Regions from separate parts of the Mus musculus genome. Here all the other regions are linked to region 3. The links are chromatin loops, found by intact Hi-C in ENCODE. Cell type or tissue: left cerebral cortex. All regions are shown on one strand.

Region 1 (8,000 bases), 160 kb after region 3:
GGTGGCTAGCCAGAAGCCATTTTTCTTAATTCCGGAAAAAAAAAATAACACTTGTCTAACGTGTTTTGGATTTATTTTGAAGGAACCAGAGAAGCATCTCTGTCCCCACCTCAAGTTCCCACAGTCATCTTACATCCCAAATGAGGAGCTGGGGGCCTTCCGCTGATGCAGATCCATCCCGGACTTTCCAGCTCACCGCGTGACTTTTTTTTTTTTTTTAATGTGCCAGGAATTCCTCTCCCACGTGGGGTGGACTCCGAGGTACTCAATTAAGCAGCCAATGAAAAGTCAGCTCTCCGGTAGCAAATGACCCTGACACTTCTTGTAACATAAACAGTTGAAACGCTTCCAATTAGAACTGGAGACAGAGCTGTTTGAAGTCTTTTTCTTCAGTCCCCTCCTTCTTTAAAATAATTGTCAAGCGCTTCGGACAGTGTGTTGTGTGCATCTTTCTCTAGCATAAAATAAGCTCATTTCCATTTCTTACAAAATTTGTGAGGTGGCATGGGGGTGGGGTTCTGAGCAGTAGTGAGTTTTGAGCTTAAGGGACCTGAACCAAGTTACCAAGGGCCCTGCTTCCCTTTCAGGCTCTGGGTTCTGGTTACAGAAGAAGGAAGAAGAAGGAAAAAAAAAAGCCGAGGTGATACGGTGAACTGGGAGCCAGAGGCTCCTCAACCATACCTTCAGAGAGGGTTAGAATGAATGAATGAGTGAATGAGTGAATGAATGTCTTTCAGTAAATGCTCATATAGATTCGGCTTGCACAAACAAAGGAGTTTGGCCGTGGATCTGGCTGTCCTGGATTCCAATTCTCTCTGCCTAGCTCGCGGCCTATTACTAAGCTTTGTTTGTGTATCAGCCCCTCTTCTACTCTATAAGACGGGCCGTCAGCCAGGCCTTGGGAGTGAAGTGAGGACGTACTGGGTAACCATGGCCGCTTTGTACCTATTAAACGCTCAAGGGCTGTCCTTCCACACAGTGGGGAGCGCTGCTGCAAGCAGTTCGGCTCTGCCGTGGGGGCGGCGCTCGGCAAAACCGCATCCATCACGCTCATCATCCGTGTGGCAGGCCGGGTGCTGGCGCCTGGGTTCACAGGAGAACTCAATGTGAAGTCTGCCTTGCACTAGCTCACGCTGACTAGTGGGGTCCTTGGGAGCATCACTGCCCTGGCAGGAGACGCGGAGACCAGAGACAGAGCTGCGGCGCTTTTCTGTACACAGTCCGCATAGACAGGACCTGAAAGCCCAAGGCATCGGCGGCCGCCAGGAGGAGGGCGCCGTCCGACCCAGTCCGGAGGGAGACGGAGGAGAGAGAGGCCGAGTAAGGCGCCTTGGCTTGGGCATCTTGAAGGCATTGTGTTTAATAAATCTGGGCGAAAAGCACACCCGCTCTTCTCCCCCCCCCCTTTTCTCGGCTCCCAAATCAAGACCTGCTGTACGACCCCCAGTTTAAGGGGTCTTAAAACCCCTGCACTTTGATTAGCAGCTTCAAAGAGATCCCTTTAAAGTTCCCCTTCTTCCCCAACCTCACCTCTCCTCGACACCCATCCCCCCCCAGCACTCCTAAGACCAGAACAACAACAACAAAACTAAATGCAAGTTTAAAGGGGGGCGGTGGAGATGGAAAATCTCAGACTTCCTCCTGAACGCGGCCCATAGAAATTACCTATTTCAGACGTGCGCAGGAGTAGGAACACCGTGGAGTTTGGGTTTTGATTTTCTTCCTTTTTTTTCTTTCTTTCTTTCCTTTTTCTTCTTCTTTTTTTTTTCTTCAGGGTTTGTGTGTGTTTTTACCTTTTATTATTTAAATTGATACGTTTCATTACTAGGGAGAAAAATAAAATATTCCTTTGATACACAAAATCAAATTGATATTTAGCCTCTGCTTACTTTTTTATGCATGGCTCCTTTATACCACATGGTAGTGACAGATTGTTTGAGCTGGAAGGAAAAGCCATTCAAAGCTAATTAAGCAGCCATTCCAAGCACTATTTGCAAGCGGGAGGCTCAGAAGCCTCGGCATTTGTCAGCGCTCCCCCACCCCTCGTGGTTTTGACTGACAGCTCTGGCTAAGGACTGACAGCTCTCGGAATCTCCACCAATTACTAGTCGAGAGTCTCTTTGCTGGTCTGTGATTGGGTTTTAGACTTGCTCGGGGGCGTGGCCGGCGCGCCCCACGTGGGGGCTGGAGCGAGAAAGGGGCGGGCCGGGTAGGAAGCGGGTGCGCCCACCCGTGACGTAAGGGGGAGGGCAGAGAAGGGGGAGGGGAGAGGGAAGCTCCAAAGAGGAGCCATTTTGAGACTAATGGATGCTTTGGCCAGATGCTCGCATCTGTCGAGCTAGGCTTCTCCCTGCCCCCTCCCCCTTTTCGGTGCGCATCGTACACGATTTATGTTTTTATTTAGGAGAATAAATAAATGAAGAGGGGAGCGTGGTCGAGGCCGGAGCGGGCGCTGAGAGGCTCCATCTCGGGGCGGCCGCTCACGTGGAGGTCCCCGCGCGCTCCCAGCTACTCATTAAGATGCAAACGCGAAACTCAGGCTCCTAATGAGGGGAAAATATAGATTCCGGGGGCGCGCGGCCGGCTCGCGCGCGCCCGCAACGGGCCAGGAGCGTGTGCTTGCGTGCAAGCTTGGTGGGAAAGCCGGGAGGGACCCGAGGACACCTGGGCGGCCCACTCGGCGTTGGTTCTCCGAGGCCGGCGGACCTAGGGTGGGCAGTGTGCCCTGACGTGACCCTTGTCTGCGAGCAGATGGGCCCCAGAGTCGAATATCTACGCCTCCTTGGGTGTCTATGCTGGTGACCAGGGACGCTCCAGGCTCGCAGTCGCTCTTCCACGGGTGGCTGCCGATGCATGTGCCCAGGCAGGCCATCAGGCCAAGAAACGGGGTCGGAACTCTGGGTCGTAGCCAGGAGGGCCCCAACTCCGTGCTTTCCCTTCTTCACCATCTCGGGCCCGGAGCACTGCTGAGGAACCCGCCTTGGCAAGGCTGCGGCCAGGACGTAGCTGTCCCCAAAGGGCAAGAGCCCCAAATGGGGCTAGCCGCACTACTGAGCCTGTTGTCCGCAGACTGCCAGGCCCTTCCATCTGCGCGGCCCGCCAAGCCAGAGTTCTCAGACTTCCCCCTCGCCGGCAGCCGCCTTGCATCAGAGGCGCTGTTTATTTGGCTTTCTGAAAAGAAGGGCGAATGAACAAAGGAGAAAAGCGGGGCGCCCAAGGGTGGGAGAGGGGGCAGAAACGGATAAAAGAAAGAGAAACTCAGTTTGGAGAACAGTCTTAGAGGTCGGAGGTAACTTTGGGTGCCAGCATTTTATCGGTCCTAAATCTTTTGAAGTGAAAACATTAAACTGACAAAGTGATTCTGTTTGTTTTATAGTATCTAATTGGGCTGCTTTGCAACCCTAATGAGATTAGAGGGGGGCAATCGTTCGCCGCCTCTGCAGAATCAACTGATCCATTACTACCAGCCACAGGTTTTAAGGATTGTACAGCTTGTCCTTTTTTCCCCCCCTTTTGTTGTTACTCGTTTTCTCCTTCTCCCCTCCCGCCAAATAATTATTTGCTAGTAGATCGTGGGAAAAAAAGAAGAAAAAAAACCTAGCAGCCCAGGACTATAATATATATCTATTTATTATATGTCTTTCGGTTAATTCCTGATGTGAGGAGCGCTGTTTTTCACTCCCAAGCGAAAGTCACCAGCGGGTAGGGCCTGATTGCTACTTTTCATGCATAGTTTTAGACACAAGAGGGCATTGTGACGTCGCGCCTGGCGGCGCCCAGTCGCAGTCCGAGTCCCGTGGCCCCACGTGGGAGCCTCGCACTCCCATTGGCCAACGCTAGGCGAAGCCGCCACATTATTTTGTTACTTTTCAGTCCCTATTTGGAACTGCTCTCGCGGCAGTTCAGACCTCGTGCTCGGCCCCCTTCGCCTGTCTGTGTGTGGTATCCGCAGGTCCGAGGCACTTTTTTTTTTTTTTGAGTGCGTGTACGTGTGTGTGTTGAGTGCGTGTGCTTGTGTGTTTTGGGGGTTTGTCGGGGCGCGGAGAGGAGAGCCAGGCTGGGAGGAAGGAAAGAAGCCGCAGAGCTCCCGGGCTCGGGCTACGTCTCCCCCTCCGGTGCTCTCCAGCCTGCGCGCTCCTAGGCGGCAGGACGCAGACCGCTCCTCGCCAGAGACGCGGCCGATCCACTTGAAAGCAGAGGACCCCTTCGCCGAGGCTTCCTATGCCGGCTGGAGTTAGGATGCCACGGCTCATTATTTGCACCGACTGAGCCCGGAGTTCCTCCTCGACCCTGGGAAGGGCTGGCGGCGGCGGCAGGAGCAGACGGAACAGCAGGCTCTCCTCTCCGAGGGGGGTGGGGGGGCGTCGAAGCGTCCTCGCTGGGCTCTAGCCCTCACCCACGGTCCTCAAGCCGTCACCTCGGTGGCCTGCTTCCTTTCTCTTCTCGCCGCGAGCTCCGGGCCCGACCGCCTCTGGGATCTGACCCGCGCGCCCCGGATGCTCCGGGCTGCCCAGACGCGCCCCCCTCCAGCCTCATCGTCCTGATTGACCCGTGAGGGGACAGGAGAATCCCCCTTCCCGCAAACCCCCGGCCTCGGGATTCCGCACTGGAGCCGCCAGGGAGCCGATGATGTCCACGCAGACCCGGCTTCTGACACTGTTCACGCAGCCGGGGGAAGGCGGCCGGCCGCAGCCGGCCGAGCCCTAGGCGCACAAAGCGCGAGCCCGCCGACGACTTTGCCGCTCGCTCCGCCGCTCTTTGTCTGCACTTGGGGCGCACGCCCGACTCTGGGATTTCGCTGCGAGAGCGGGCTGGGGGGGCCGGGGGCGAGCTCTCGGTTCCCCGGCCGCCCCCCGCTCGGGCTCGCCTCCCCCCTCCCCCGCACGTCCCCGGCTCGGGCTCTCAGCGCTTCCAAGCTCTCGGAATCGCGACCCCTCCCTGCCATGTATCCGCAAGGCAGACATCCGGTGAGTAATTGCAACTAGGCTTATTTAAGCATCTATCATGGCAGGGTAAACGAGGCAGTTTATCTAGCACCTCCATTTTGCTTGTTGCTACCTTTATGGTGCGCGCGCGTGTGTGCGCTCACACAAAGGGGCTGGGTGGGTGGGGGCGCCGTAGAGAGCCAAGGGTAATTGCGCTCGAGTGGCCCGGGCGGCCTGCGTTGGAGGGGGACGCTGGCTTCCGCCCCGGCCCCTCTCCTAAGTCTTCCAACTCGCGCTCTCGGCACTTGGCCGCCAGAGCCCTTTTGGCTTTGGGGGTGGTCGGGATGCCCGCTTCCGGGCCCCGTCGGGAGAGCGTTGAAAAACTTGCTGGGAAGGTTCTGGGCTGTGGGGTGGTGGCCTTGCCGGAGGCTCCCGGCGGGGAGGGGGCCAGGGACCCAGAGGAGGCACGGGGCCGCGTGGAGCCCTTCTGATGTGCCCACTCCTCTCCCCTATGTTGTCCTTGTGGGCTCCAGGCACCCCATCAACCCGGGCAGCCGGGATTTAAATTCACTGTGGCCGAGTCCTGTGACAGGATCAAAGACGAATTCCAGTTCCTGCAAGCTCAGTATCACAGGTAAGGCGGGTGGGGGGTGGCCCCGGGCTGGCGAGGAGGGCGGCCTTGCGCGCTCCTGCTACCCCCCCCCCGCGGGGCCGAGGGGGACGTCGACCCCCGGCTGCGGGGCGGCTGGGCCTCCGCCTTTTGTTTCCCCTCACCGAGCGCGCAGCCTTAACCCTTTGCGTTCTGCGATCTCCCAGCTCCTAAAGCCCGCCCTGTCGAGGGTCGGGGTCTTGCGCCTTCGTCCGGGCCCGCCCCCGCGTGGCCGAGACGAGTCCCCTCGCTAGATCAAGGGAAGTTTGGAGTTGGTACTGCTAGGCTCCGGGTGGTGGGCAGCCACCCTCACTGCCCGGAGGATGCTAGAGAATGGGTTACTCAGGGTGCCGGGCAAGTGAAGTGGTCCTCCTAGGCCCTAGGGTCCAGGTCTCGAAGGAGGCGGTGTAAGCGCCAGGCCTGAGAGTCTCTTCCTGCCCTCACAGCCTCAAAGTGGAGTATGACAAGCTGGCTAACGAGAAGACGGAGATGCAGCGCCATTATGTGATGGTGAGAGGCAGCCCGCAGCAGGGCGGAGGGAGGGAGGGCAGGGCAGGGCAGGGCACCCAGGCTTTGGGACAGTCGCAGACCCGAGCTAGGCCCAGCTTCAGGACAGCCCCCTGGAGGGCTCCCTTCTTCAGCTTCCTCTTCCCTGCCACTTGGAGGCCGAAAGAGAAACACATTCCTGGCCACCTTTGTAAAGAGCATTTCAGTTGTGTTTTGAAGGTTTCCCAGAGGGCTGGTTGCCTTAAACTGGTTAGAAACATAAGAGTCAAATGAGCCGGTGTCAGGGTTGTATAAAAATCCCTCTTGGAGCCCTCCTGGGAGTGTTTGGAAACTTTTGTTTGGCAGAGGGGATCTAGGCAGAATGGGACAGGAGTGCCTACCTTTCTTCCCCAGAGTTTTTCCAGATTGGAGGAGCCTTTTAAAGCCCTCTGCCTCCCGTGTCCCCTCCTCAAGATTTCCTCAGTTGGGACTCTGGTCCTCCCCCCCCCCCCCCCCCCAGCTAGATATCTTTTAACCTTGAGTTCAAGTTGACATCTTTCGTTTGGGAGTGGGTATGGGAGCCACTTAAGGGCAGGCCAGCAGCAGGCTTTCCACATAAGAGACCTTCCACCCAGTGCTAACCAACTCCCAGAGGACAAGAGGAGACGGGTATACAGCGTTCCCTGTAGAGCCTGCACCTTGTATAAACAGCACATATGGTACAGGGGGTGCCTGTGGGAGGGGGCACATATATTTTTGTGTATAGTATTCTGAGTGGAGAGGAATGCTTAGCCACTTCCCCTATCAGCGTTGACACCTTTGTGGGTGGGTGGACTTTAGTGGCTTTGGACCCAGTGAATGGTTTTGTTAAAGCCTTGTGAGGGGGAGGGGTAAAATGAGAAGTGTCCTGGGGTTGCCTGTTAATGACCCTTTTTCTTTTTTTTTCCTTTTTCTTTTTTTTTTTAATTTTGTAGTACTATGAGATGTCCTATGGCTTGAATATTGAAATGCACAAGCAGGTAAGTACTTTCCTTTTTTATATAAATAATATATATTTAAATTGTAAGATGTGTGATTTCTTTGGAGGTCTATCCTCCCATTTGAAAGTGAGCCTGGTTCTTTTTTGTATTCCCACTTGGTCTTGAAGGATAAATGTTCAGTGAGTGGTCTGAATGAAGGCCTGGTGCCTGTCTGGGCTCTGCTGGGTTATATTGGGCTTTTAGCATTTGTGAACTTAGGCCTGGTCTGGGATCTGGGTGGATAAAGACCCAAAGACCTAAGGGAAAGTTGTCCAGTTGTCTCCCAGGAGCTGTGTGACACCCGGAGGTAGAGAGTTGGCTGTCTGCTTCTATCTGTTTTAATGTAAAATTTTCAAAAAGGAAACATAGGCAGAGTTCCTTGCCCCTCTTCTTTCTTTTCCTTGCAGAGAGAGACAGAGAGAGAGAGAGGTACTGCCTTGATAAGATTACACTTCAAGGGCCTTTAAAAGCCAGGCTGAGCTGTTGAAATGTAAGGGAATGAAGCCACTAACGGCCTAGAAAACTTAAAGCCAGAGTGAAATGCAATCCTGTGCCTTGCGTTTAGGAGGAGTTTCTCAACTCTCTTTATTTGAAGGCAGCTGTGTCCCATTTCACAGGAGGAAGCTGAAGCCCAGAGGTGAAGTAACTTGCCCAGGGGCCAGCCTCACCAGGCCTTTTGAGCCGGCTGGCAGTTGAGCTCAGCTTTGTAATCCTGAAGTCAAACCAGTTTAGCTAGTGTGGTATCCTTTGATGGATATGTAAACTACCTCACATTGTCACCCTCTAATAACAGTATACCTCAAACCCAGCAAATACAAACACTCTTTATCTCGAGCATATCAGTAGCTAGTCCTGAGCTAGGCCAGGCTGTGGGAGAGGCCTGTTTGTCTATTTGTGTTCCAAGGAGAGGCTGCCTATAAT
Region 2 (8,000 bases), 490 kb after region 3:
CTCAGAATGAATGAAGTTCTAAGGCAGTGGTTCTCAACCAATGGGTTGTGAGCCCTTTGGGATCCAAAGACCCTTTCACAGGGGTCACATATCAGATATTTATACTAAAATTCATAACAGCAGCAAAATTAGAGTTATGAAGTAGCAACAAAAGTAGTTTTATGGTTAGGGGTGATCACAATGTGAGGAACTATTTAAAGGGTCGCAGCATTAGGAAGGTTGAGAACCACAGCTCTAAAGGAAAGCCACCTTTACCAACAATATTTTGGGCCAAAGCAGAGTACAAACTTAGGGTTATCGTCCCATCAGAGTGCCCATTGGATCACTACTGTGAGTTACAGGAGATGACTGGCCTGCCCTGTATCAACTGTAGCATCATTTAGGAGCTACATCCTTGCAATCTATGTCTGCAAGTCTTCTGGGATTTCTGTTGTTGAGAGTCGTATTTGTAACCCACTCTCTCCCCATTTCACAGTTGATAAAATCAAAGCCCAGAGGAAAAAGGTTTGCTCGAGATCACTCGGGCTAGTGGCAGAGTTCTCTGACTCAGGCCTGGGCTCCTTGCCACACACTCTAATCTATAGCAAAGCTGGACCACACGGGGGCAGCTAGGGGAGGGCGTGGGCGTGCATGCTTGACCTGTCAGTTGCAACCTTCAGCCCATTCCGTTTAAAGAGCTGCCTCAGCGAGACATCTAATTAGCTGACTTTAGCCCAGCTTCCTTCCTCTGGTTATTGATGTCTCTTCTCCCGTCTCTTCCTGGTGCTGGCCCTTGCTCATCCAAATGTGATCAATTACTCACAGGAATAAATTATGCACGTAGCCTACAGTCTATTAGGTAATCGTTGGTGTGCTGGCTGAAAGAACCGAGCAGGGAAGACAAGCTGTCTAGAGCAGAGGCCAGTGGGAGGGGACCTCTGTTGGTCCAGGAATGGAGAAACCTGTAAGCAGGAAACATTGCAGCCCTCCAAGCAAAGGTTGAAGTTGGAGACTGGTAGGGGTGGAGAGGAAGAGGGTGCAGGGTCTAGACTTTCAGGCCAAACTTGAAACCAGCTTGAGGGGCAATTGTAGCTCTGCTCTGCCTTTTTCCTGGACAGATGACACTCCCTCTCTAATTCCCACCCCTCGCTGGCCTTCCCTCTGGCCCTGTTCCCCCAGAGTCTCCTGTGAAAAGCATAAGTCAAAGCAATCTCACTGCAGTAAAGGTTCTGACTGACTCAGGAGGTCAGAGGAGCTCCCAGGAAACAGCAAGGTTACGGGGAACAAGGCTCTGGAGTTTAGCTTGGGTTAAGCAAAGTGGCCAGCCAGCTGTGTTTTCTGGTAGGTTCTTTTCTAATGTGGACACTTTCTGGGCCCTTGCTTGCACAATCCGATCCACTTAGAAAAGTTCAGATTTCACTTGGGCTAGTCTTGGGAAGAATAGGCCCTTAGAAGCCACTTCGGGTAAAAAGCAAAAAAAAAAAAAAAAAAAAAAAAAAAAAAGAAAGAAAGAAAGAAAGAAAAAGGAAAAAGCCCCTCTAGTTTGCCAGTTCACAATCTATCAATGAGGGAATCTGAAGCAGAAACCGTGAAGGAACTTCTTGGCTTACTCAATACCAGTTGTAATATATAGCCTGGGACAACCTGCCTAGGGATTGTGCTGCCCATGGTAGGCTGGGTCTACATCAACCATCCATCAAGACAGTTCCTCATAGGCCAATCTTTCAAGGCAGCTCTTCAATTGAGATTCCTTCTTCTTCCCAGGTGACTCTAGGTTCTGTCAAGCTGACAGTGAGAGCAAGCAGCCTCACTACAAGGTACAAGTCTTACAAGCCTTGAGGCGGGAGGAAAGCCCAACTTCTCTGGTTGTGTTTTGTGTGTGTGCCTCTTTTATTTCTGGTCAGACTCATGATTGACTCTTCATAGACACATTACCCACTCAGAGAGTGTCTGGCTACCTACCCTATTTCTTTCCTCTTCCAGACTGGAAACACAAAGATAACTAACTCATTGTCCTAAACCTGCAGTCACCTTAGATTCCAGGGATGGCCAGTCCCTGCAGGATGAATGACCTACAAGATGAAAACAAAAATATCTACCATGGAAACGGCACACCTTGTATCTGATCAGGTGACACAGACCAGATCATAGACTCTATTTATTGGACCACTTTGTAGGACCACACCTTGCTCAAGACTGCTTAGTTATGCACGCCTCCCCTCCCACCCCGTCCAGTTCTTCCTCTACTTAAATCTAAAGTTCACATAGGTGTCCTGAGGACAGATTCATGGCCATTGAACTTCCTTCTTCCAGACAGTTGATAAAATCTTTCTCTGCTTTTCAGGATTACATGTCTTATGGTGTATTCAGACCAATGGCTGAGCCTAGCCTTTTAAGGCTGTGTGAGAACCGGGTCTTCTATGCTGGAACTCCAGTTACACACTGGCCACCTTTTCCTCGGTGTTTTTTTCAGGGTTCTCTGACACATTCCATGATAACAGTGCTTTGACTTTTCAGTCTCTTGGAGTCCTGGAGGCTCTGTGCAAAGAGCAGACTCTTCAGTCCCAAGCTGGGTAGAACACTCTATCCATTAGGCACTAGAGGGTTTGAGATAAAAATCAACACACACACACACACACACACACACACACACACACACACACACCAAAACCATTGGCTCTGAAACATAAAGGGGAAACTTTACAATGGAAATTAATAAAATTTTAATGAAATGTCTCCCAAACAAAATCTTCCATCAGCCTCATTAAGGGCTTCATTTAGTATTCGTAAAAATTTCATTACGTTTCAGAACGATGTGCAGGTTAGATTTTTCTCACTTTGCAAGAATTCCTGAGCCCCCCTGATAATTGCTGAGAAATCAAAGCCAATTCTACATCAAATGAATTACTTGTAGCCAAAGAATTTCAAAAGCAAAGTTATAAAAATAAGTCATAATTTTTCACAGGAAAAAAAAAGTATTTAATCTGTTTGATGTGTGTGAGGCAGAGTCTCTGAGCATGCTGGGATCCAGCGCGGGTCTGAAAGCAGTCTTGATGTCTGGCCTAGGCAAGCATATGTTAGCTTCCTCCTGAGTGAATGGGTGGGGGAAAAAAAGGCAATCTAAGTGATAGTGAAAAGTGTAAAGGTGGGAGGGAGGGAAGAAAAACAGACAGGAGAAATATAGCAAACATGAGCCAAAGTTTTAAGGAGCAATCTTAGCAACAAAGCCAAGGCCTCGCTGCTGACAGAAACAGACCACACCGCCCCCTTCTGGTTGGAGGAGTGCAGTGCTAGCCGCACGACTTGAGTTTCTCCCACGCTCAGAACATCAAAGCCCCTTGAAATTGTCTCAGAGAGAGATCAGCGCTCCCTGAGGACCGAGACCCTGCCTCTCCTCCAGCCAGGAGCTGGGAGGAAAGCTTTGTAACTGGCACCGTGTCAGGCATCCTGACACACGTCTAATCCCATCTTGAACCTATTTCTGCCTTTTCCCCAAACCGAGTCTCGCCTAACCCATTCCATATGTCTCTCTCTTTCTCTCTCTCTCTCTCTCTCTCTCTCTCTCTCTCTCTCTCTCTCTCTCTCTCTGACGGAAAATAGGCTTTGCTTTCATTTCAAAGGGCATCATTGAAAAATCTGGGCGACAGGACTTTGTTCTAAGACAGGCAATACTCGGGGAGCTCTTCTGAGGAAGTAATCAGAAATAAATGGAAAGATTTATATACAAGATGTCCGCTGTGGAATTATTTGTAACGGCAAAGAACTAAAGACAGCCACAGTGCCCCCAAAGCAAGGAGATGGTTAAATAAATCACCATCTACCCACACAAGAGAAGTTTATGCAGCCATTAGCATGTGCATGATTTTGAAATTTTCATTTACAGCAATAGCCAACCATTAGGGAGCCCTTCCTAGGCAGTATGTCACTGTACTCTACTGAGGAAAGTCCTTTGTGTTACTCCCTCCACTTGATACACAACACAACTGAGGTTCCACCACTGAGGTACATAGACTGTGTTAGAGTGTCCTGCTGGCCTCCTAGGGGCACATGAGTGTGGAGGCAAAGGGAGGGAGAGTTTCACTCCTAGATCCACTGCAAAGCTGTGGCAAAGGAGGATGGATCTGACCCCAAAGGGATGATAAGGTTCACTGACTCTTGCAAGGAGCATCCACAGGGAAGGTAAGACCCAAGATAAATCCTAGAGGGGGACCTTGGGGGTAGGAGTCCAAAAGTAGTGGTCCTTATCTTAGATGCAACACAGCTGCCAATTAGGTAGGCGAGGCTGGGCTGAGGCTTTGGAGAGCCAATTGGTAATGAAAACAAAGCATCGCTGAGCCTGTCAGCACCAGCTGCTCTCCCCTGGTCTCTTTAAATTCTGTGGACCATGGCCTCTCCTTCCTCCATTGTTGTTCCAATAGACAGATGAGAAAATTGAGGCTTGGGAGACTCAAACTTTGGCTTGAGATCCTGACTAAGTAGGTCCAGAGGCTGTATGCTTGGGCACAGTCACAGCCTCTCCCCGACGAGCTGGCCACCACATAGAAGCAGAAGCCTATGTTGTTCACACCCACCCAGTACGATGCTTTCTCGTGTCCCTCAGTTGCAGCTGGCCTCCTCTACCATTTCAGGAATGCGTTATGCACGAGAAAGCTTGCAGAGTCTTCTGAGTCTAGAAGATCTCCCTTAGAAACCCAGTTTCAGGCAGCGTATGAGCCAAAAAAAAAGTAGAAAGCCTCATCCCCACTGAGGGAGAATGGCCAAACCTCTGGGGCTCCTCGCACAGGTGCTGTAGGAAGGAACCTGAGAAGCAAAAGAACAGCCCGAGCTCCTCAGAAGTCCTTGCTCAGAGCTGGCCAGCGAGCCCAGGATCTGCCTGTCTCTGTTCCCTAGAGTTCGTGTTTGAAACACACCTCACTATGTCCGGCTGCTGTGGTTCCTTGTGTGGGTTCCAAGGATTAAACTCAGATTCTCATGCCTGTGTGACAAACACTTTACCAAAGTAAATCTTGGCCTTGGTCCAGACCAGAACCCAAGACGAAGCCATGGCAGAGGCCCAACCTGCCATGCCCCTCCTGAGCTCCACTCAGACTCTCTCCCTGCCTTCACTGGCTATAATCACAAGATACTAGGATTTTGTGGAGTTTTCCTAAGCCATTGCTCTCTTCTGAACCAGGAAGTACAGAAACCTGTGAGTTCTGCCTTGAGTGTGGACCCCCTCTCACAACTCACTTGGGTCATGCACATAATAACTCTGCGTGGGGGTTTACACAGAAGAGACAACCTTAAATGGTATCCCCTCCTCTAAGAGCCATGTTGTCTAAAGACTATCCTAACGTGCTGCAAAACTGGAGGGGTTAGGAGATGGAGGGGCCTCTCCCAGCAATAGCTGATGCCCATCTATTGCTTTGTGTAGCCAATCAGCTTCTCCTGGGACCCTCAAGCCAGGCTGAGTTTCGCTCCCAGGTTCCTATAGGGGGAGTTCGGGACAGGAGCATGTAGAGCCACTTGTCCTTTAAAACCAGAGCCAGTGAGGACGGGCAGGACAAGGAGAGAGGAACAGAAGAAAAGAGGGAGGGAAACAGAGCCACAGGCCTGACTTTTTGGGTTTCCTGCTTCTAATTCTTCAGAGGTATGGCCCAATCAGTCACCCTGGGGTTTTGTGATGACTGCCTGCCCTAAGGTCACTACATAAGCAAAAGAGCTGTTCCTAAAGTCCAGGGGGTCCCAGTTAGGAAAACTCTAGAAATCCAAAGGTCTGAGGAGGCCACTCCTACGGGTGTGTCGATGACCCCTGGTCTGCACCTCTCCAGAGCCAGGGAGACTTGTGCTGGGAAAGGTGGCCTGGCCTCACACAGTGTACCACACAGTGGCCTCAGCTTCGTCTAGTCTTCCTCTCAGCTTCCCGCTGCCTAGGACACAAAGGCCAGCCCAGCATCCAAGGCCACCAGCAACCTCTGCCAGGCTCATCACTCCTGCATTTCCTATCAGTCGGACCAGATCTGCTCCCTTCCCCCTCAGCCTGACCAACTTTCCCTCAGCTCTCTGCTTGCTCAAATCTCTGAACTTTCCAGGCTGAAGGAGGGGCTCCTCACCCAGCCTATCAGATCTCCTCTCCTCACACTTTGGGTGTGAATTGGTGGCGAGCTACCCACTCACTCTCTTTCCTTCCTCCCTGTTTCCCCTCAGCCCTTCTATCTTACAGTCCCATCTTTCTTTCCCTCATTTCTCCATCCCTCCTTTCTCTTCTACCTCTGTTCTTGTCTTCCTTCCTCCCTCTCTTCCTTAGACTTGGTTTCTATGACTTTCAGGTCGCTTGTTCCTAATTTAGAGAAAACAAAACTGAGGCTCCGAGAGGTTGACAGTGATCCCAAATCACAGATCTAGGACATGTGAGTACCTGGGTGAAGAGCTAGAATTGTCTTCTTCAAGCTCTACCACCCCCACCCATCTTCTGTTCCATTCAATAATCAAGGCCAGCTCCCGACATTGCCGTGCGTTCATGTTAAACATTCATGTGCTCTCCTCAAAACGGCACACAATCTGAGTTTGATCCCCAGAAGCCATGACAAAGCCAGGCTTAGCAGCATATTCTTGCCATCCAGGCACTAAGGAAGTCTATATAGGAGCTCCCTAAGGCTTGAGTTTGGCCAGCCCAGCTGAATCAGTGAGCTGCAGGTTCAGGGAGAGACTCTGTCTAAAGCTAAAGCGGGAAGGCTGGGAAGATGACTCGGTGGTTCAGAGCGCTTTCTGCTCTCCCAAAGGACCTGCGATTATTCCCCAGCACCCATGTTAAGTGGCTCACAACTGCCTATTCCTGAGCTCCAACACTCTTCTGGTCTCTTCAGCCACATGCATGTACATGGTACAAATACAAACACTCAGGCACACACACACACACATACACATAAAAAAATACATCTAAAAAAATAAGGGGACTGTAGAGATGGCTCAGTGGTTAGTTAAGAGCACTGATTGTTCTTCCAGAGGTCCTGAGTTCAATTCCCAGCAACCACATGGTGCCTCACAACCATCTGTAATGGGGTCTGATGCCCTCTTCTGGTGTGTCTGAAGACAGCTACAGTGTACTCATATACATAAAATAAATAAAAAATAAATAAAAATAAGGGGGAGGGCAAAAGAAGACATTTGCCATCTTCCTCTTGCCTGCACACACACACACACACACACACACACACACACACCTGTACTCACATGCGCACACACACAAACACATACACATATATACAAAACCATAGAGAAACTGATAAAAAGAGGAAAATTTTTTTCTAAATTCTAAAAGGACCCTGAGAAAATCTGACCTCAAGAAAAAAAAAATACTCAGTTTCAAAAGCCCTCGTTGTTAAGGAAGGAAAACTAAGAATAAAAATGTTGAATGTACATCATTGAATTAGTGAAACAGGCAAACGGAAAACGACAAAATGGGAATTCATCGATTGCTAAAATTAATACCAGTAAACGAGAGAAGGGGGTGGGGAATAAGTATTTAAGTGAAGTCTGTGAAACCGGAAGTGGTCAGAGGCCCCGTGGTAGTGGAATGGAGAAGGCCTCGGTTTCCTTGCATGGGTGTTTATCTTCCACTAGGCTTCGTGGGTCACATGAGGTGCTGTAGGCTGAGTCTACTGAGCCCCAGAGTGTATCCCTTCCGCTAGGCTCCGTGGGTCACGAGCGGTGCTCCAGGCCAAGCCTACTGAGCCCCTGCGCAGTGGTTTCCTCTCATTGACCACAGAGCCTCTAAATTGCAGGGGATCTCCGTGTGGAGTCCTGGGATTTCTTTGCCCAGCCAAGACTCCTTGGCCTGGCAGTGTAGCTTCTCCTTTTAGAAGTGAAGCTTCACCATCTGGGCTTATTAAGCAAACAAGTCGGTTCTGTCCTTTTCAGCAAGGAAAACCGCTCTGGTTTTGTTTTCTCCCTGTTGCCAGGAGTCAAGAGGAAGTCTGCGGTTAGACGTCTTTGGGTAGAGACGTACACATACCCAGCAGCTATTAACGAGCGCCTGGGAC
Region 3 (8,000 bases):
GCAAGCTGTTCCTTCCCTACCTACCTTCAGAGCCACTCCTTCAATTGAGCTGTTCCCGTCTTTTGCCCTAAGCTACGACGAGTAGATTGGATGAAAATTATCAAGCCTTCTCGTCTAGAATAAATATTCTTGAAATGGAGCAAGTTATAAATAAGCAAGCAGCAATATCCTGTGTTATGAATATATAATTTCCATCTTTAATAGCTGACTAGGCCTCGGGGACTGTCTGAAAATGGCCTGTCTGGCCCTGATATTTTATATTTTAAAAAGGCTCCCTAACTTTTGTTTCTTAGCCCTTGGACAAAGATGTCTCTAGGGAAATGATGAGAGTTCCGAGCCTCTGTGAGCCAGTGTGCAAGGGCGGGTGCTTTTCTTTCTTTCTTTCTTTCTTTCTTTCTTTCTTTCTTTCTTTCTTTCTTTCTTTCTTTCTTCCTTCCTTCCTTCCTTCTCTCTCTCTCTCTCTTCCTTCCTCTCTCTCTCCCTTCCTTCCTTCCTCTCTCTCTCTCTCTCTCTCTCTCTCTCTCTCTCTCTCTCTCTTTTTCTCTCTTTTCTTTCTAAAAACCCCAGAGGATGCAGAGGTTTGTGTGGAACTGGAGTCAGGGCTTGGAGGGCTGAGCTCCCCTTGTCCAGCCAATTAGAGGTGAGAGAGACAAGTGACCCTGGGCTGTGGTTCACTGAGCCCTGGCTTGAATTAGCCCAGAGTGGGCAGAGCTGTTCAGGGCCTCTTCCAAAGACAGTGACTCTTTCCCAGCCCTGGGGATGTCCAGCACAGGACCAAGCAGCCCAAGGTGCTTGTTCAAACGCCTACGAAGTGTTAATTAAGTGTCATAGAACTACGCTCTACCCTGACTTGGCTTACTGTAGTGACACATTTATGTAGGCGCTCAGGAGGCGGAGGCACGAGGGTAAGAGTTTGAGACTAGCTTGGGCTACATAGGGTGATTCTGTCTTTTTATAAAAAAAAATGTCAGGGGTAGAGAAAGTAAGAAAGAAACGCAGGCTAGGGATGTAGCTGGGCTGGCAGAGTGTTCTTTAGCATGCACAGGCTCCCTGGGTTTGCTCATCAGTGTTTTATAAACCTGGCATGTTGAGGCACATCTGTGACCTTAGCTTTTGACAGGTAGAAGCCAGAGTATCAGAAGATCAAGGTCATCTCTGGCTCCAAGGTAAATTCCAGGGCAGCCTGGGATACATGAGATCCTCAGGAAGGAGGATCTCAGATGGAGGGAGGAGGGAGGGGAGGAGAGAGGGGAGGAGGGAGGGAGGGAACACTGTCTCAGAGGCTGTCGTACAGCCCTAGAAGATGAACCTGCCCCCATTTTAAAGATAAGAAGAGTAAGTTTTGCTGAAGCAATCAGTTAATGTGCCCTCAGCGTAAGGAGCATCAGGGCAAAGACCCCCTCGTGGGAAACCTCTTCTCAGGGCTCCTTGTTGCCTTCTTGAAGAATGACCTGCTTTTCCAGGATCAGAGTGAGTTGCCGAATAAATGAATTCAGCCTCAGGTCTCCCAGTGATGGGTGTGTGTGTGTGTGTGTGTGTGTAGCGGGGGTGGGGGGGTAGGGGGGTTATTGCCTGTGCAGTGTGCATGTTAAAATGTAAATGTCCTCTCCTGCGATTCCCAAGGTACATTCGTAATTATGAACCAGCGTCTGAGGTTCTGATTTTGATGGCATTAGCTTTAATGGCCTTCTTTTCTTTCTTCCTTTTTTTTAAGCCGTTTAATTACTAATCAGTGCTGCCTTGCAAACTAATGTGGTATGTATGCTTCTCTTCTGGGAAGAGGACTCCCTAGGCAGGGCAGCTGAGGAGCCTACCAAGGGCCATATGCTGGGCCAGCTGCTCTCTCCCCCTGTGGGGCTCCCCGACCCCCAATCTCCAGTCCTCCCTGGCACTTCACACTTATCTCTGAAAGCACAGCATCATCTTCGAAATGCTCCTGAACACGTGGCTAACTGGACTGATAAACAGGGAGACCGGGGCTCCACTCTGAGAGGTTCCGAGGAGTTCTAGGCTGGGAGTAGGTGGGGCTTCTTTTTCTTCTCACTAATTTCTATCACATAAACTCATTTAAATTTCCAATTTCCATAGTTTAAAACTTTCCAATGTTAAAAACCCCATTTTCTGAAACTAATTTAGGTCTCATTCTCATTAATAGCTTGGCAACGGTTATGCAGTGCGGATCTCTCCCAGGTTGAAGAAAGAGCCTTGGCCAGGAAATCAGGATGCCTGTGTGAACCCCTGCTGAGCATCTCTGGGCAAGCTGAGTTACCTCTCTGGTTTGTGATTGGTTTCCCCTACAAGCCGATGAAAAAGATGGAGTTAACTGGGTAACATTCCAAACACTGCTCAGTAAGCCCCTCTGTAGGGTATCGGGTGCGGCAAGGTGAAAATTACTGCAATTTGGGGAAAAGGAGATCTTTCAAAAGGTTACATGGTCAAATGCGGTGGTTTGAATGAGAATTAACCTCATAGGTTTTTATGCTCGTGTTTGAATGCTCAGTCTCAAGCTGGTGGAACTGTTTGGGGAGGATTGACAAGTGGAGGCATGTGACCTTGTTGTGTCACTGGGGATGGGTTTTGAGGTTTCAAAGATTCACCACGCCCAGTCTCTCTCTCTACCGCAGCCATTCCTGCTGCCACGCCTTTGCTCCACCGTCATGAACTCCAGCCCTCCCAGAACTGTGAGCCCGATTACAAGCTTTCCTTTATAAGTTGCCTGGGTCGGTGTTTTATCACAGCAAGAGGAAAGTAACTAAGCCATCTAGCTGTTCAGTTTCATTATTGCTACTTGCTTGTTGTCCAACGTGTGAGCTTAGGCCTTTCTTACATTCAATACCTGTGAGCCTCAGAGAAGAGGTCTTACCTTTTTCATGATATTCCCATCAATGTGCATCGAAGCACAAGAATTCCTAATAAGAGACAATGGTGTGGATAAGCTCTCGGTCTCTTCCATATCTCCCTTTGGGACTTCAAAAGGCTGGAGCTACAGCTCAGCTGGAAGAGTGTCTGCCCAGCATGCCCAAAGTCCTAGGTTTAAACCCAGTGGCCCACAAACTGGGCCTGGTAGTGTGTAGCTGTGATCCTAGAACTTGGACAGTAGAGGCAGGAAGATCCAATTGGTCAGCCTTGAATTTAAGGAGTTTAAGGTCAGCCTGAGCTATCTGAGACTGCCTAAAAAAAATAAATAAATAAAACAATTAAAAAAAAAACCAAAGTAAGGAAAAACAGTGACAGCTTCTGAGATACTTAAAGCTTTTATTCTATACATGCTCACACTTTTTTAAAAGTTAGCATGCGTGTTGTGTGTTAAGCAGGTGGTGGGAGGGATGCATGCAGGTGCCACGGTGCATATATGGAGGTCAGAGGACAGCTTGAGAGAATCAGTTTTCTCCTTCCAATGTGCTGTCCTGGGGACCAATTTATCCCCTGAGCCAGGCATGTCCCCACGACTTTGTCTAGAACAGCCTCAGAATATGTACCCATGGTCCATGTGGGGACCTTGATTTTACCATCCTTGCCAGAAAACCAGTGCCTACCACATTAAAGTACACTGTCCCATGCTATGGCCAGCCAAACTTTGCTCTTACAGGCCAGCAGACACTTCTCAGGCAAGCCATGTTGCCATGTTTTCGTTCCCGTTAGACCTCCCTCCTAACCCTGCCTTGCCCTAGGCAGAGTCTCCAGGCCTCTGACTAAACCCAAACTTAGATCAGAGAAGTTTGCAAGCACCGTCTTCACATCAGCCTTGCAGTGTGACTCTGGATCAAGCACCGAGCTTCCTTCAGTCTCTCTAAATGCAGACTCAAGGGCAAGGTCTGATCTTGAAGCACTGCTGGGATCCCAGTGCAGATTAAAGGGACCTTGCATCTCACCTTAGCCCAAGCTCTCCAGAAAGCAAAGCCTGAGGCAGTTCCACACTGCACTGCTGGCCTTTTAAAGAGCAAAGAGGGGCGGGGGGCGGGGGGGGGGGAGCTGCAGACTGGGAAAGAAAGCAGAGAACAAGAACATACCAGTGACCTGGCTGTGTCTGGACAGACATTCTGTTGATGTGATGACAAGGTCTCTCTGATACAGGAGGCTGGGGGCCCGACTCAGTTGATAAAGTGCTTGCTGTGGAAACACGAGGGTCTGAGTGAGTTCAGACCCCCTAGTAGCCACATGAAGGAGCTAGGCATAGCACTTCCCGTAATCTGAACACAGGGTGGATGGGGAGTCTTGGGGCGAGGCAGAGACATGAGGATCCCTGGGGCTTGTTGGTCAAATTGGTGAGCTATAGGTTCCGTGAGAGACCTTATCTAAAAAATTAAGGTAGTGACTGGTTGAGGAAGATATCTAACATCCTCTGCCTTCCACAGGCATATACAGCAGGTCCACACATCTGCAGACACATGCCTGCGTGCTCGTGCGCGCGCGCGCACACACACACACACACACACACACACACACACACACACACACACCAATACAGTGACCACTTCTTGAGTACCAGGGAGTAGAACTTATCCCTAGACTCCAGGACTCTGTCTTCCAGAGGATGCCCCACAGGGGTTTTTCCTCCACGCCTCCTGTTTTCACAGACAGGTCCCTAGGGAGTCTGACCAGCATCAGATGGGTTATAATCTAGGAGGCATATAGCAGCAGCGCAGATAAGAGAGTAAATGTTCTAGGCTCCTACCCACATTCTTGAAACCAGAGGCACACAGTTGGGCCTGCAGTGGACTGTAGAGCAAAGGAACCACAAACATTTAAGATGCAGGAGACAAAGCAGGGCAAGATTTTCAGTGAGGTACAAGGAGTGTCACCATCACTCCGCCTACGCCTGCTTCTGCGTCTTGACTCCTGTCATGTCTAGCTTTGCGCTGCAATTTTGGGACTCATTCATTTTGTGGTCATGGAAATATTCTAATTCAATCTTTTATTAATTCTTGGAGAATTTCCAACATGCATAGAATAGATTCTGATCATATCCATATTCCATACACCCACACACACAATTCCTCTCTATAACTCCCTCAGGATATACCTCCCTCCCACACCTCCCAACTTCGTGTGAAGTAGACCACTGGGTTCAATTTGTGCTGCTCATGCAGGCATGGGTGTGGACCATCGCTGGAGCATGGCTGACTTAGCAGGACCACACCTTAAAGATGATTGATTCTCCTTCTAGCAGTTGTTGACTGTCAATAGCACGTCAGCTAGGGACTGGGGACTCATAAGCAACTGCTCCATGAACCGTGCTGAAATGCTGACTGGTTTGACCTTGTGCAGCTCCTGTGTAGGCAGCCGTAGATGCTGTATGAGCATCATTCCTGTCACAGGGCCTCACTTATGAAAAGGCGGGGGGGGGGGGTCCTTCCTTCCCCCGAAAAGACCAATAGCTACACAATCTCCCCCAGGTCTTCTCTGAGAAGACATAAGGTGAATGAAGCAAGCTATACTTGCTCACTGGCCCCAGCTCCCCAGAACAGTCACCAAGAGGTCACTATCTTCATGGTCCTCATCCCTAATAGCCACATGGCTGTACTGCTTGGCTCACCAGGCACAGAAAGCTGGGACACCATCCGGGTGAGATCTAAGCCCTCAATTTGAGCTGTGCTTAGGAGCTATGCTTACTGCAATTGCTCATTTGTAAATTCTTGTCATTTGGGCCAGAGGTGTGTCTGGGTTGCCAGAGAGTCCCTCCCAGAGCCTATTGGGAAAAGAACTCAAGGCAGGTAGCTCTCTCTGCAGCATGCAGATATTGCTGCAGCTTCTTCTGCACAGGCATCCCACTGGGTAGGTTTTTTGTCAGTTCTTACAGGTGCATTGTATGCTTCTACAGGGAAGTGTGTATGAGGGTGCATGTGCCAACACATGCACTTGTGCATGCATGCATGTGTGTGTTTTCTACTTATAAATCCTTAATATTCAAAGAGTTATGCATTTTTATTTTATGCATATGCATTTTCCCTGTGTGTGTGTGTCTGTGCACTGGCAAGTGCCTGGAGCCCACAGAGCAAGAAGAAGGCATACGATCCCCTGAATCTGGATGGAGTTAAGGATGTTTTTAAGCTGTCATGAGGGTGCTGAGAACTGAACCTGTGACCTCCAAAAGAACAGCAAGCATCTTTAACTGCTGAGCCATCTCTCCAGCCCCTCCCAGTACCTTTAAACACCACTGCAGTTTATGATTCTCTCTCTTGTGTTTTTATCTTGACAGTGCATTCTGCCTAAGAGGTCCCTCCTTGAATTCCATGGCTACCTGGGCGTCTGCTGGGCTTGTGCACAGTATCTACCTGGCCTTTTCCCTGTGGGTGGCTATTTAGGTCGTTTCATCCTTGAAGTTACAGAGAGTCCCCACAGTGAGTACACGAGGCAAAGCTTCCAGGGAGGAGCGCTTTTTGCCATTTTAAGGGATGTTCCATTTGGAATCTGTACTGATTCACACTTCCATGAGGGATCTGGAAGTCTGCTCAGTTCTTTTCACACCACCACTCTCAGTATGTGTTTAAATCTTTCACAGTCTGCTTGGTGAAAGATGCTATTTCAATGTGGCTTAATTTACTTGTAGGTTACTGCATCAAGCTTGGGTGTGTTTATGCCTCTGTTACCAACCGGAGATAAAGCTACTGGGGCTTTTGCAGGTTGCATGTCTTGTAGCTTGATAATGTAATTGCAGGGGTGAGGAGGGAAATGAAAGCCAAGGCTAATGCGCATGTTGGTGCCTCCTTAGTTCTGAGGACACTGGGTACACCTCACAGATGCTAAGTAATCGTTCTTCTCCTTTTATCTTTTGCTTTCTTTGGTGTGGGTATGGGGTCTAACTGTGTCACCCAGACTGCCTGGAACATAATTATTGCATTCTGACCTTGAATTCCAGCAGTCTGGATGCCTCCTGAGTGCTAGGATTACAGCCCAACTCAAGAAGTACTTTAAAAAAATCGTTACAGGGAAGGGAGGCATCCATGTGCCACAGTGAGCATATGGAGGTCTGAGGATATCCTCAGAAATCAGTCTTTGTCGCGTATCTGGTTGGATGCAGGGTCTCATGCTGTTTTCTGCCGTGTACCCCTGTGAACCCTGGCTTGTGAGTTTCCATGGATTATCCTGCCTCTGCCTTCCATTTCATGTAGAAGAGCTCGATGCAGATGTGTGTGCTATTCTCTCACATCTACATGGGTATTGAGGATCTGAACTCAGGGCCTCAGACTCAACCACAAATTGGGTTACCTGCCACGCTCCCCAGCCCAAGGAGTGGTTCTTATGTGGGTAGATAGTTGGATGCATGGATACATGGATGGTTGGGTTGATGGATAGTTAGATGGATGGATGGATCAATCACGCTACTGCTCCCATCTGTGTATCAATTTGTAGACCACAGAATACTTTTCCCTATTTCATCAACTCCTTCCTCCCCACAGTCTAAAAGGAGAGGGCACTAAGGAGCTGATGGCTGTGCACTCATTGCAAATGTTTGTCAAGAGATCGTGCCTCCCATGGAGATTCTGACAAGAGCCTACAGTCCTATTTCATTCTATGAAGCCTGGTACTCATGACTACCCATAACTACCAGGTAATTGGGCCAAAGGATCAGCACAAAGGATCTCGGTTATAGGCTTACCAGCAAACCAAGATCTGTGAGGAATGGCTGGAAAAGATGGACCAAGCCCATCAGAACTGAGTACTGGACCTCTGAGAGTGCATATGGGGCTCTCAGAGAGAAGAGGGAAAGGGTAGAATTCTAACAACCTCATGGCTGTCATGAGGAAGCCATGAGCCGAGCATCAGGAATAGGGAGGCTTGAATGAGCAAGGAAATCTGGATAGTAGAAAAAGACACCCCAAGAGACATGCAAGCCATCTTGGAGAAGTTGTTTGAGTTATTTGGTCTTCCAGTAGAGCCTCACAATTCCTGAAATGGATTTAAGATTATATCCTTGGATTTCTACAGGATCCTTGAACCTCCTTCTCTACCTAGGTTGCCTGAATTGGGTCTCTGTTTCTTGGCATCAAATGATCACT

The links. Hi-C counts contacts between places; a loop is a spot of excess contacts. Peaks named below come from ENCODE experiments on the same cell type or tissue, not always from the same donor. Only the 100,000 strongest peaks of a DNase experiment are listed, where the experiment ranks them.
Region 1: it touches region 3 in a loop (11-fold over the local background); 9 of 42 quality-filtered maps call a loop at or near these places.
Region 2: it touches region 3 in a loop (2.1-fold over the local background); 2 of 42 quality-filtered maps call a loop at or near these places.

What each region holds. Positions count from the first base shown.
Region 1 is chr9:61,368,495-61,376,494 of GRCm38, forward strand. Tle3 (transducin-like enhancer of split 3) reads left to right here and starts at 3,872. Exons shown (of 20, transcript NM_009389.2): 1 at 3,872-4,967; 2 at 5,459-5,559; 3 at 6,021-6,084; 4 at 7,035-7,079. The coding sequence starts at 4,944. It overlaps Gm34157 (a long non-coding RNA gene), which reads right to left and starts at 1,996. Exons shown (of 3, transcript XR_379512.3): 1 at 1,890-1,996; 2 at 1,666-1,793; 3 at 108-1,236. In left cerebral cortex, CTCF peaks have their summits at 1,238, 3,772 (motif pointing right), 4,955, 5,771 and 1 weaker place; DNase peaks (open chromatin) are centred at 298, 1,048, 1,519, 2,096 and 10 more places; H3K4me3 peaks cover 6,008 bases; H3K27ac peaks cover 4,081 bases.
Region 2 is chr9:61,694,854-61,702,853 of GRCm38, forward strand. No RefSeq gene overlaps it. Among named protein-coding and RNA genes, the nearest start is that of Gm34770, 37 kb to the left of the region's middle. In left cerebral cortex, a CTCF peak has its summit at 3,264 (motif pointing left); DNase peaks (open chromatin) are centred at 3,207, 4,564 and 7,802.
Region 3 is chr9:61,205,365-61,213,364 of GRCm38, forward strand. Gm34105 (a long non-coding RNA gene) reads left to right here and starts at 1,315. Exons shown (of 4, transcript XR_379511.1): 1 at 1,315-1,470; 2 at 2,156-2,276; 3 at 6,200-6,341; 4 at 7,401-7,551. In left cerebral cortex, no CTCF peak of the experiment used is centred here; DNase peaks (open chromatin) are centred at 4,797 and 6,447.